Linked DNA regions of Mus musculus: all the other regions are linked to region 3. The links are chromatin contacts, found by Hi-C or POLR2A ChIA-PET in ENCODE. All regions are on one chromosome and are shown on one strand. The core of a region is the stretch at or near the end of the contact, and the rest is flanking DNA. Distances in the headings are between cores, read along the strand shown.

The links. A loop is a pair of places that touch in the nucleus more often than their neighbours do. ChIA-PET counts read pairs that join two places held with the same protein, here RNA polymerase II (POLR2A).
Region 1: a map of heart shows a loop between it and region 3 (4-fold over the local background). The contact joins the promoter of Cd320 here to the promoter of Kifc1 in region 3. A Hi-C loop is called at or near these places in 5 of 37 maps with a recorded cell type or tissue (T-helper 17 cell, T-helper 2 cell, heart and 1 more). POLR2A ChIA-PET finds 5 or more read pairs at or near these places in 2 of 5 experiments (Patski and embryonic stem cell).
Region 2: POLR2A ChIA-PET joins it to region 3 with 33 read pairs in embryonic stem cell. The contact joins the promoter of B3galt4 here to the promoter of Kifc1 in region 3. POLR2A ChIA-PET finds 5 or more read pairs at or near these places in 4 of 5 experiments (Patski and embryonic stem cell).

Annotation. Positions count from the first base shown.
Region 1 is chr17:33,841,677-33,845,676 of GRCm38, forward strand. Cd320 (CD320 antigen) reads left to right here and starts at 1,415. Exons shown (of 5, transcript NM_019421.3): 1 at 1,415-1,615. The coding sequence starts at 1,495.
Region 2 is chr17:33,949,340-33,953,218 of GRCm38, forward strand. B3galt4 (UDP-Gal:betaGlcNAc beta 1,3-galactosyltransferase, polypeptide 4) reads right to left here and starts at 2,149. Exons shown (of 1, transcript NM_019420.2): 1 at 573-2,149. The coding sequence starts at 1,923. The coding sequence ends at 808. Rps18 (ribosomal protein S18) reads right to left here. Exons shown (of 5, transcript NM_011296.3): 3 at 3,064-3,252; 4 at 2,882-2,973; 5 at 2,659-2,779. The coding sequence ends at 2,704. It overlaps Wdr46 (WD repeat domain 46), which reads left to right. Exons shown (of 15, transcript NM_020603.2): 15 at 1-356. The coding sequence ends at 76.
Region 3 is chr17:33,889,161-33,893,474 of GRCm38, forward strand. Kifc1 (kinesin family member C1) reads right to left here and starts at 1,473. Exons shown (of 11, transcript NM_001195298.1): 1 at 1,318-1,473. The coding sequence starts at 1,335. It also overlaps a transcript of Smim40 not described here.

The DNA.
Region 1 (4,000 bases), core at 165-2,664, 48 kb before region 3:
CTTCTGGTCTACATTCTGGGAAACTTAGCCATTTGAAGGTTAGTGACTTGCCTTCCAGCCTTGTTGGGAGGTAGTGTCATAGATTCTTTTTTTTTTTTTTTTTTTTTTTTTCTTTTTGGTTTTTCGAGACAGGGTTTCTCTGTGTAGCCCTGCTGTCCTGGAACTCACTTTGTAGACCAGGCTGGCCTTGAACTCAGAAATCCACCTGCCTCTGCCTCCCGAGTGCTGGGATTAAAGGCATGCGCCTCCACGCCCGGCCAGTGTCGTGGAATCTTAAGGTAGAGCTATGGAAAACGTAATGTGAAGAATAAAACACTAAGCTGGTACATGACTATATCCCCAATACTTCGGAGGCCAAAGCAAGAGAGAGGATCACTAGTTTCAGGCCAGCTTGGGTTACCTCAGACCAGCAGAAACCACAACATCACTAGCCACATTGGATAAGCTGACTCAATGCATTCAACTGTGGAAGTGGGATGAGAAAACCCAAGGCTGCCAATCTGTATCAATTACAATTAATACAATTGTAGTATCAATCTACCAGGCCCATGTTAGAATAAATGTTTCTCAAGTGTGTGAGAACTAGAAGTTAATGAGGTTGGGATGGGAACCAAGGAGATGGTCAGTCCAGGTTCGAAGCCAGTAACTGTTCACTCATTTGATCATTCCATCATTCCCTCACTATTTTCGCCATTCATCAAAGGAAACCAACATCCTGGTTCGCCTGCAGCTGGCATTCTAGGGGGCAATCAAGACAATAAAGCTAAAATAAGTAAAATCCTTAGGTGGCACAAAGGAGGGACCTGCTGGGGAGTGTTCACAGGGTGTGGCTGCCATATTCATTGGGACCATTGGGCAGTGATATTTGCAGTAGGCTACATGTGAAGTTTAGGTCAAAATTGCTAAGTTCATTTATATCCCTAGAAGGTTTATTTTTATTTTTGGTTTTTTGAGACAGGGTTTCTCTTTGTAGCCCCCGGTGTCCTGGAACTTACTCGGTAGACCAGGCTGGCCTGGAACTCAGAAATCTGCCTGTCTTTGCCTCCCAAGTGCTGGGATTTAAGGCGTACACCACCACTGTTCAGCAGAAGTTTATTATTTCAAGTTAATGTGGTTATTTTCATGGAACTGGGGATTAAACCTAGAGCCTCCTGAATACTACTAGGCAAGTGCTCTACTACTGAACTACTCCCCGAATTCCTGTTTTTTATTCTGAGGTAGGGTCTCCTTTAATAGCCTAGGTTGGCTTTGTTCTTCCTCAGCCTGTAGAATATCTGGGAGTTACAGGCCTAGGTCACCAAACACATTAGGTTTTACTGCTAGGAAGAAGCCAGGAGGAGCCCTAAAATCAAAGTACCCTTGTATTCGGGTACTTACGGTCGCAGGCTTGCTTGCGCCACTCCCCCCTGCCTTTGTGTGCGCGTGCGCGAGAATCAGCGCGTCCTTCTGACTGAGCGGCTGCGGCTGGAGCGGAGCAGTTCGGCTAGCTGTTGGATGGCGCGGGGCGGAGCTGGGCGGGCAGTGGCCCTGGGCCTGGTGCTGCGGCTCCTCTTTGGTCTCAGAACAGGCCTAGAGGCCGCTCCGGCTCCGGCCCATACCCGGGTCCAAGTCTCCGGTGAGTGAACCCCCGTTTCTACACCGCTTTTGATCCCGCCTCCACGCGCTGGCATCGCCTCACTATTGGCTGCGCCGCCCATCGGTCGTTGACACTCCCCCAGCACGCGTGTTTGGCTTTAGCGTGGGTAGAGTGGAGAGAATCGGCCCTCTGTGCGTGCAGAGGGGACCGCCACATGGGTGCCTTCTCCTGTGTTCTGCTCAGCTTCCTCCCTTATTCCTGCGCTGTCCCTAAGTCACCTCCAAGCCGTCCTTCAGCTCAATGTGGGCTGGAAGGCTTTTGTTTCTGATTTTGACCTCTCACCACGCAGGGCTGGTCACCCGGTACCTTCTTGCAGCAGGTATGCCTTCCCGAAACCTTCAGCCCTGAGGCTGCAGTTCTGTGGCTGTTCTTTCAGCACCCAGAGCTTCAGTTTTTCCTTGTATTCCTGCCTCAGAGAATGGAAGGAAGAGCCCTGGAGTGTATTTCCCCTGTGAACCCCAATCTTGGCCAGGAACCTGTCCCGGGCAGGACGAGGAGGCCCGATTGTGACCACTGGCCACTACTGACCATCCACTCTGTATGAGAATAGGTCTTAACTGTTTCAAGGTTTTTTTGGTTTGTTTGTTTTTGTTTCTGTTTTTAGGTTTTTATTATGTTTTGATTTTTTTTTTTTTTTTCCAAACAGGGTCTCACTTTATAGCTCTGGCTGTCTGCAACTTGCTATATAGACTAGGCTGGGCTTGAACTCCTAGAGATCCACCTCCCAAGTACTGGGATTAAAGGCAGGCACTAGTTCCCCTTTTTTTGAGACAGGGACTTACTATATAACACAGGCTGGACTGCTGTTTTCAACTTGTGCCTTAGGCTCCCCAGCACAGGGATTATTAGGTATGGACCATTGTATTTGGCTGTTTATGGATCTGTACCCATAAACTACCCCTCCTCCCACTTTCGGCTGTTTTGTAGCTCCAAGCAGTCTTCTTGTTCCAGCATCCCAGGAGCTGGACTTACTATTGAGCAACATTAAGTCTGGCCTTAGTATTCCTCTTTTACAGATGAGGACATAGACTGGGAGGAGGAATCATGGGTCATCCTGACTCCTGTCTGATTAATTGCCCCCAAGAGGTATAGGGTCTGCTCTGCTCTGGGCCCATTCCAAGAAAATACAGAGTCAGGAAGAGAAGGTCTGAGTTGGCAGGACTGTGAGTTGTTAGGCATGGAGAGGAGGCTATGCTGGGCAGGAAGGGGTGGTGGCCAGGGCTTGTATTCAGTTCTTCAGCTCTCTGGAGCTTCTGAACTGTGTGGTATGCAGGTATAATTGCGTTTGACTACAAGGAGAGGGAGGGAGGGGTCTTGGAGGCTCTGGCTCTGTGTGTGAGGTAGGAAGCTCTAAAGGCTCCCTCCTGTCTTTGTTCATTCCTTCCTGCTGGCCCAAGTACCAGGTCTCTTCACTGCCTGCCCCTCTTGATCAGCAAACAGCCCCGGCTTCCCTGGAAAGGCTTAGGTTTTATCTGGGTCAATGTGGACCCTCACATGACTTGTTCACACACTGTCAGGCACTAGACATGGCCATGAGGCCACGTCCCTGACTTTCACTGAGAGTGTTCAGTCAATAGGAATATGGATGTTACTAGTTAGGGACTGTTGTTTGTGGGAGGCAGAGCTTCCTGGGGAACATGAGACACTGCCCAAGATATAAACTAAGATCTGAAAGCTGAAGAAGAATCACACCTATAGAGTGGAAGGACAAGGTGGGCTGTGGCTGGGGTATATAGCTCAATGGTAGAATGTTTGCTTGATGTGCAAAACGGTCTAGACTCCTCTTCCTCTGAATACAGAGTGGAAGAAGGGCCCTTGGGTTGTGGAAGGCACGTGCAAAGGCCCTGTGATGAAAGCGAGTCAAGTCTCTTAGATAAACTACGAGGAGGAGGCCAGGATAGAGGGGTTTGATGGAGAAGGGAAGGATTTAGCCTTGGATGTGAGAGGACCTGGGTCCCGTGGGATAGTGGGTGATCAGAGTAGATAAGAGTGTGATATTCTGGCCTGGTGGAGATTCGGTACTAGGGGTCTAGTTCAGAGGTGACATATTTAGGTCAAGCTGAGTGTTTTCACCTGGGAAGAACTTGGGAGATGAGGGAATAGGTCTTGGCGAGTACACATGATCACCATGCTTTAAGTCAAGGTCTTCCTATATAACCCTAACTGGCCTGGAACACAGAGTCCTTCTGCCTCCAACCTCCTGCATACATATAATACCATGCCTGGCTTTTGAGCAGATTTACTACCCAGGCTCTCAGTTTCCCCTTTGCTAAGCAGGTGGGTTAGACTAGGTCCCCCTGACCTTGATCATGAGTCTCTTGCAGAGCATGTTGGGGAACGGCTCTTCTCCGAGCCCGTTTAAAC
Region 2 (3,879 bases), core at 899-3,398, 61 kb after region 3:
TCCTGGAGCCCGTCCCTCTGCACTGGATAGATTTGTACGACGAGCCAGAGAAGGCGGTCTCCAAGTTGACCCTTAGGGGCCAGAGTGCTCAGTGGGCAAAGGCACTTGATGCCAAACTTGAGTTCAGTTCCCAGAAAACACGTTTGGCAGGAGAAAACACACAAGTGTCTTTTTACCTTTCCATGCCCACATGGGGCAGCGCGCACACACACACACACACACACACACACACACACACACACATATATAAAGGGAACACAAAGATCCATAGGGAAATTGTCCCATGTGCCTTACATCTTAACTGGGTAGGAGCAGACAGCTCCTTGGGTGTGTGGGCATTAAACAAGGTTTCTGGAGACGTGTCTGGACCATCCTGTAGGTCTGCTCTTCCCTGTGTGGCTATTCTAGACTCAGCTCACTGCCCTGCCTGTCTCCCCACCACTGCCCAAGCCTTCACCCTAGAGGGGGGCGTTATCCCCATTGTGGTTGTCGCAAAGACCAACATGCAGCAGTACTGAAAGCTCTGGGCTCTCCAGGTGTGCTGGGGGCCTGGTGAAGACGCTGCACTTGAGGTAGAGAGACATGTTTATTGGACCCTTGTCCCTGCTTGTGAGTCCCCTTCCCGCCCTTGGCTTTATCCCTCCCCGGAGCTGGCAGGCCAGGGCCCAAGTTTATCTTGGTAAACTTGGTTGGTTGCAGCTTCAGAGTTTGCTGTGAGAAAATGGAGGAACTAGATCACCACAGGGATCTGCAGCCTCTGCACCAACTTTGGGGAAAGGTCTCTGAGGTGCTGTTTTCTGTGGGTTCTCAGCTACTGAACCAGGCTATGAACCGGCACCTCAAGGTACCCAGAAATCCCTGGAGCCAGGAGCAAAAGGGTGCAGTCCTCTCCCCATTCATGCCGCTCACCAGCTTCCAAGCTTCCTGCATTTGCCAGGGATCCACCTTGTGGGATGTCAGCAGGAACTTCCCGTAACAGCACCGATCCAAGGGGTAGTGGGTAGCACCAGCCAATTTGACACAGTGTGTGGGGGCAAGGCCCCCTCGCCTTGCACTTACTCCCACAAAGACATCCTCTAGAGGTAGAGGTGGGGCCCGGCTGGCCACCTTCAGGATGAGCTGCACAGCAGAGATGGACAGTACATATCCTGTGCCCGAGGCATAGGGTGGAAAAGGACCCCAGTTTTCCGGCCACAGTTCTTCTGACACATGGTGCCGGGACTCTGGTGTCCGAGTGGGTCTCACCCTCCAGTGCACCCTGCCTAAATACAGAAGGGGCACTGCCTGGCCTCTGTGCTCTTCATGGATAGCTGTTGTCTCTTCCTGGGCCTCTTTGCCCTTCTGCCATTGCTCCGAAGGCCCCCCTCTTTGTATCAGCTCTGACACCAGCTCTGGGACGTTGACATACACGTCATCATCCGTCTTGAGGATGTAGCGGGCCATAGGACAGTATTTGTTCACCCAGTTCAGTCCACTGAGGGTCTTGAGGGTGAGGTTGCGGTAGGAATCCTGGAAGGAGGCCTGCAAGATATCCCTGTGTGCTGCTGACTCTGAGGACAGGTCAGCAAGCTGCTGTCTTCTAGGTTTTCCCAGGAGGAAGAGCGTCTGCACTCTGAAACCCCGGGCTTCGCGGATGGCACCCCAAGATGCCCGAATGGCGTTTCTCTGGTTCAGGTGCTCCGGGGCCGTACACACCAGGATGAGCAGGAAGGGAGGGGGTCCGGAGCCACCACAGGCATGAGAGTTAGAAATCAAGAGGCGGGGCAGGGCGAGGGGCGGTCCTGGCGAGGCTGGGGCCGGCAGCAGGGATGCCAGGGACAGGCTCAGCAGCTCCTCCCCCAAGCCTGAAGGTCCAAACAGGGTCCAGATGATCACCAGTAGTAGGACCGCCAGGAGGACGCGCCGGAAGAGGCTGAGGGGCATGGCGTGCCGCAGAGACCTGTGGGCACAGCTGTTAGAGCGTGGGGAGGTGGGAGGACGGCTTTAACCAGCTGCTGCTGAGGAGACGCGGTGACCCATGCGCGGGGCTCTGGCGCATCACAGATGCTGTTCTCCAGATGCTGTCGTGCAATGCGGCCCTGGCCCACCACAGCTGGCCCCGGAAGGCTTCGTTTCCCTAGCTAGCGTGCACGCGGAACTCCGCTCCATCCCGCCCCTCCCCGCACCTTCCCATCATGCCTCTCTAGGCCGGAAGCCGACAAGCGGCGTGCATTTCACATAGGTCCAGCCCTTCCCGGTCCGTCCCTACTGTAAAGCACGCGGAATACCAGGCTGCTTTTCTAGAGCAGCCAGCATCTGCTGTTAACTCACCCGAGCAGCAGCATCTGGCGGAGCTGTAGCCACTTCACAACAGCTTAGCACGGCTACGGCAGGAGACTCAATTGAAGCCTGCCCAAGCTTCCCCTGGAGGTTTTCAACACCGGCTGCCCCACCTTTAACAGTGGTTGCCGCCCAGTTTGCTGCACCTAAGGCAGTCTCCTTGTGAACACCCAACAGAAAGGGAGGAGCAAACACCAGCAGGAGCCTATGAGGGACATTTCCGTTCAAGTGCACCAAGAGCACTGTACCCAGAAGGCACCTGCAGCCAGATTAAACTACCAGAGCTCAGGATCGCTGTGGCATTAAGTACTATCAGATGGAAGACAAACTGAGACGGAGGTCATAGGTATATAAACTATTTATTAACAGCAAAGGCCCAGAGACTCATTTCTTCTTGGATACACCCACAGTTCGGCCCCTGCGGCCAGTGGTCTTGGTGTGCTGACCGCGGACACGAAGGCTGCAGAAGAAAAAGATACAGGTCACAGAGCAGCAGGAGGCGAGCCGGTGGACTGTGCAGCCTGATTGGGAGTGGGCAGCTTAAGCCTCATCACCCACTTACCCCCAAAAGTGGCGCAGCCCTCTATGGGCTCGAATTTTCTTCAGCCTCTCCAGGTCCTCACGCAGCTTGTTGTCTAGACCGTTGGCCAGAACCTAGATTTTGAGACAGGGGAGACAACTTTATCTCCTGATTCTGCACCCAGTTTTAACGGACAACCCGTGTCCACCAGTCCCCTAACACACCTGGCTGTACTTCCCATCCTTCACATCCTTCTGTCTGTTCAGGAACCAGTCTGGGATCTTGTACTGTCGTGGGTTCTGCATGATGGTGATCACTCGCTCCACCTCATCCTCCGTGAGTTCTCCAGCCCTCTTGGTGAGGTCGATGTCTGCTTTCCTCAACACCACATGAGCATATCTCCGCCCCACGCCCTGAGGTCAAAAGTTTGGGCTATTAGACTTTTGTTTTTAAAGATCTGAGTACAGAGTTTTCAGAGATACCAGAGGGTATCAGAATCCATTACAGATGGTTGTGAGCCACCATGTGGTCACTGGGAGCCTCTGGAAGAAGTCATAGCTTTTAACAGCTGGATTCTCTCTCTAGCCCAGTCTATTTGTGTCTTATGTTTGCCTGCATTGTATGTCTGTGTGTCTGTGGCACACTGACCAGAGGCCAGAAGGCGCTGATGTTCTGGAACTGGAGTTAATGGTTGTTGAGTGTTGGGTCATTGAACCTGGATCCTCTGGAAGAGCAGCTAATGCTCTAACAGCCAAGCCACCTCTCCAGCCCCCTCACACACACCCTATTACTCAAAAGCAGAGGGGCTGTGCAGATGTTATCCCAGCTCCCTGAACTCGGGACTGCTATGGCCAGCCTAAGTTAGAGATCCTGTCATTTTTCAGATCACTTTCCAGAGACAAAGCCTGCCTACTAACTGAAGGGAACGCTGTTCGGGCCACACTGGACATGTGTCACAAACTCAACAAAAGCAGCACAGATGAACAAAGTCAAACCTTTAACAGGTTTTTTGAGCCCCAAGAGTGGGTGTGACTTTGTGA
Region 3 (4,314 bases), core at 223-2,722:
CAAACAAACCACAAAACAACAACAACAAACAAACAAAACAACAACAACAAATCAGCAAGCAAACCCTGCTATTCTTGGGCATGCTACCAGCTTCAGGTTACTAGGTCAAATTTATATTGGTTTTTTTTTTTTTTTTTGAGACAATGTATCACTGGCCTGAATCTCCAAGCTCTGGTCTGAGCCTCCACACAGGTGACCTCAGGTGCACAACTGACTTCAGGATGGTTCGTTGCTTTTGGTTCAGGGGACTATAGACCCAGGTGTTTCTTGGATGCTCGCCTAGCACTGCACCACAGACCTCTTCCTTCCAGTTTTAACTCTCCATACCTTAGTTAATGTTGTTCCTCCTAGCTTTCTTCTTCCCCTTCCATCTGCTTGAACCTTTACTGTCCTTCACTCCCTCCCAATAGAGATACAAATTGTATTATGTCTGTCTCCCCAGGGAGTGTCAGCTCACTGGTAGCTAGGACTCCTGTCTCCTACATAAGTACAGCTGTGCAGGGCCAGAAGATGCTTGGCAAATACTGCAGGAACAAATCTGAGAAAAACTATTTTACTTTTTAACTGTCACCTGTCACAGTGCAGTGCTCTCCCTTTTGGCTGTGAGTATACCAGAAAGTCTCTTCAAGCTGAACACCGACTGTGAGTCAGTCTAGACTGAAATGCTGGTAAACAAAGAATGCAGGCCGGTCTTTCCTGACACCAGAGAGATCAGTCCATTAATTGCCACACACATACGCCTCAGATGCTTGTGGTGAAGAAGGGCACCCCCATAAACTAGTCAGCAGTCCAAATGAGCAAAAGGAAGAGGCAGGCGAGGGAATAAGGATCCTCTGGGCCGATGCCCCCATTTCTCCTCTCCCCTTCCTCTATCCCGATCCAGCAGCAACACAACAGGTCATCAGCAAGAAAGGTACTTTGCGGACAAGCGACAAGGCCTCTTTCAGAACCCTCGCTTCTCCCACAAGGCGATCTGTAAGAACTGAGAAGCACAAACATGTCGAATCCGCTTGAGAATTCGAAATGGGAAATGCTGGAGGGGGATAAGGGACACGGGATGGTCGCGCCTGCACGACTGGAATGGCGGGCCAACGTCGCTGCGACTGTCCTGGGACCTCGCCGTGTGTGTGTGTGTGTGTGTGTGTGTGTGTGTGTGTGTGTTGCCCTCACTGACTCGGCCGCTGGTGTCCTGGGCGCGAGGCGGTGCGACCCTCCCCTGCAGGACGGCTTGCCCCGACCTGTCCCCGGGACGCGGGTCTCCGGGCGGCCGGCCTGCGTCCTCCGATCTTGGCGCGAGGTCGTCTCCGCCGCACTCACCTGCGCCTGCACGTCCATGGTGGTCCGCACAGAAAGGGTGCAAAGGCAGCAGGCAGGACGATGAGACCCGCGTCCTCTCAAGGGCTCGCGCCGCAAAACGCCGAAGCCAGGCTGTCCAGGAGCCAGGCCAATCAGCCACACCCGCCACTTTTGAATTTCAACCTCCGCGCAGTCAACGCACTTCAATCCGCAGAGGCCAATCCGCGCCGGCGCCGCGGTCGCGAGCCAATCACGGTGCCCTCCGCCTCCGGGGCCACGCCCCCTGAGTCGCGACTCTTCTAGTCCGCTAGAGCACCAGAACTAGACCCCTTGGATCCTACTTCCGGATCCGCTCTTCCTCTTTTCTCCCTCTCCCCCTCCCGAGCGCCGAGCGCGGCTTCCTGAGGTCTCTGGTTGCGTCAGAAGTGCGCTTGTGTGGAGGAGTGGCGTGGGGGAGGCAATACGCATGTGCCTGAGCGGGGTCGGGGCGGAGCGAGCGCCACCTAGCGGATACTGCTGAACTTGCACACCTCCTCGCCAACCCTGTAGACTGGAGACTGTTACACCGAGGTCGCTCTTGGTCCACTTTCTCAGGTCCGAAAAGTGGAAGCTGGTTGATGGCGCTGACCTGTCCTCAAAGAAGAAAAAGTGGAACCCATATCTGGAGATGTAATAAAGTCATAAATCTAGAGTAGGGCCGGGAGGATAGCAAACTGGTTATCCCTGAAACTCATATAATGTGGAAGGTGAGAACTAATTCGCCACAAAGTTTTCTGTGCCCCTCCTGCCTCCAATATTATATATTATACATAAACAATATGTATTATATACATAAACATATATCTTTACACATATAAATAATACCCAATAGTACGTATTATATATATAAGCATATATATATATATATATATATATATATATATAAAACACATAAATTACATATATATTTATTTTGTTTTTTCGAGATTGGGTTTCTCTGTGTAGCCCTGACTGTCTTGGAATTCTATTTGTAGAACAGGCTGGCCTTGAACTCAGAGATGCTAGGGCTACCCTGTGCCACCATGCCCAGGTCAATAAACAATCTTTTAGATTAAAAAATCAAAACAAAACTAGAAGCCAGGCTTGGTGGCACACGCCTTTAATCCCAGTTCCCAGTACTCAGAATGCAGAGGCAGACAGATCTCTTGAGTTCAAGGCCAACCAGGTCTACAAAGTAAATTCCAGGGCAGCCAGGCTCTGTAGAGAGACCCTGTCTTAAATAAATAAAGAAACACACACACACACATACATACATACATAACTGGATAAATAAATAGTATGTTTCTTTTTTTTTTTTTTTTTTTTTTGGTTTTTTGAGACAGGGTTTCTCTGTGTAGCCCTGGCTGTCCTGGAACTCACTCTGTAGACCAGGCTGGCCTCGAACTCAGAAATCTGCCTGCCTCTGCCTCCCGAGTGCTGGGATTAAAGGCGTGCGCAACCACACCCAGCAGTTTCTTTTTTTTTTTAAAGATTTATTATATGTAAGTACACTGTAGCTGTCCTCAGACACTCCAGAAGAGGGCGCCAGATCTCATTACGGATGGTTTTGAGCCACCATGTGGTTGCTGGGATTTGAACTCAGGACCTTTGGAATAGCAGTCAGTGCTCTTAACCACTGAGCCATCTCTCCAGCCCAAATAGTATGTTTCTTGACACCAAACTCTAAATCTACAGCCCCCAAAGACCTTACTTGAGATGTTTCCAAGTCTACAAATGTTAATGGGGGGACACTAGAAAATTTCTGGTTATAATTCGCCAAACTGGTTATAATTTTAAACTAGACAGTATTTCCCTAGTGACTTTCTAGAAAAAAAGCAAAAGTTTTAGTGTGTGACAAAATGTGAGTTTGTCTTCTACTGAAACCTGTTTTGGGAGTTTATCTTTCTTGGCATGAAGCCTGACAGCAAGGTAAACCAACCTGTGAGATTTTACACATGGGATGGACTGACCTGGCCCCTGCAGCCTTGGGATAGGAGCTGGCTCAGGAAGGACGGCCTGCTGCTGCTAAACTGTCTGATGCAGCCAAAGCTCCATCACAGAGCTCAGAGAAGGATACATTTGGACAACAAAGGGAAAACAAATATCTTCCTTATGTATCAATTAGAATAACAGAGGCTTACCAGAGCAAGACGAAATCCTCACAGGAGGTGATCTCAGTGGCTTCGTTGGGGGCTAGGTCAGTCTTCAGCTGGCTGGCAGAGCAGTCCCGGATTGCAGCAGCCACACCCAGAAGATCTGAAAGATTTTTCTGCAGAGAAGGAATTTGGGAGAACGACTCACCTCGGTGAAACAGTCAACCCAATGTTGTTCTTAAATTGCGCAGGTCCTGCCAGCAGGCAGTTCTTTGCCCAGTGGTCAGTAGTACCACACTTGAAGCGAGCTCCAGGGGAGTGAGTTGCCGCAAATCTTTGGAGACAGCCTCCTGCTGCTATCAGGAGCTGGTATTTGTGGTCAGGGGGAGCCTTTTTCATTAAACACCATAAATGCAATAGTCAGCAGATCTCTGAGGGGTTTGAGAGGCAATATGTAATCCTTCTATTAGGCAGACCCGATTTTAAACAAATACTTGTTTTAGTTATTTGCTTTAGGCTTAACCTTGCCAATAGTCAGGGTTTGTATATGCTTGGCCCAGGGAGTGTCACTACTTGGAGGTGTGGCCTTGTTGGGTTAGGTGTGTCATTGTGGGTGTGGGCTTTAAGACCCTACTCCTAGCTGCCTGTCAGTATGGCACTAGCAGCCTTCAGATGAAGATGCAGAACTCTCAGATCCTTCTGCAGCATGCCTGCCGTGATGTCGCCATGTTCCTGTTTTGATGATAATGGACTGAACCTCTGAACCTGTAAGCCAGCCCCAGTTAAATGTCCTTTATAAGACTCGCCTTGGTCATGGTATCTGTTTACAGCAGTAAAACCCTAACTAAGACAGACCAGGGACTGAGGTGTTGCTGTGATGGGCCTGAATTTGGAAGAATGTGGATTT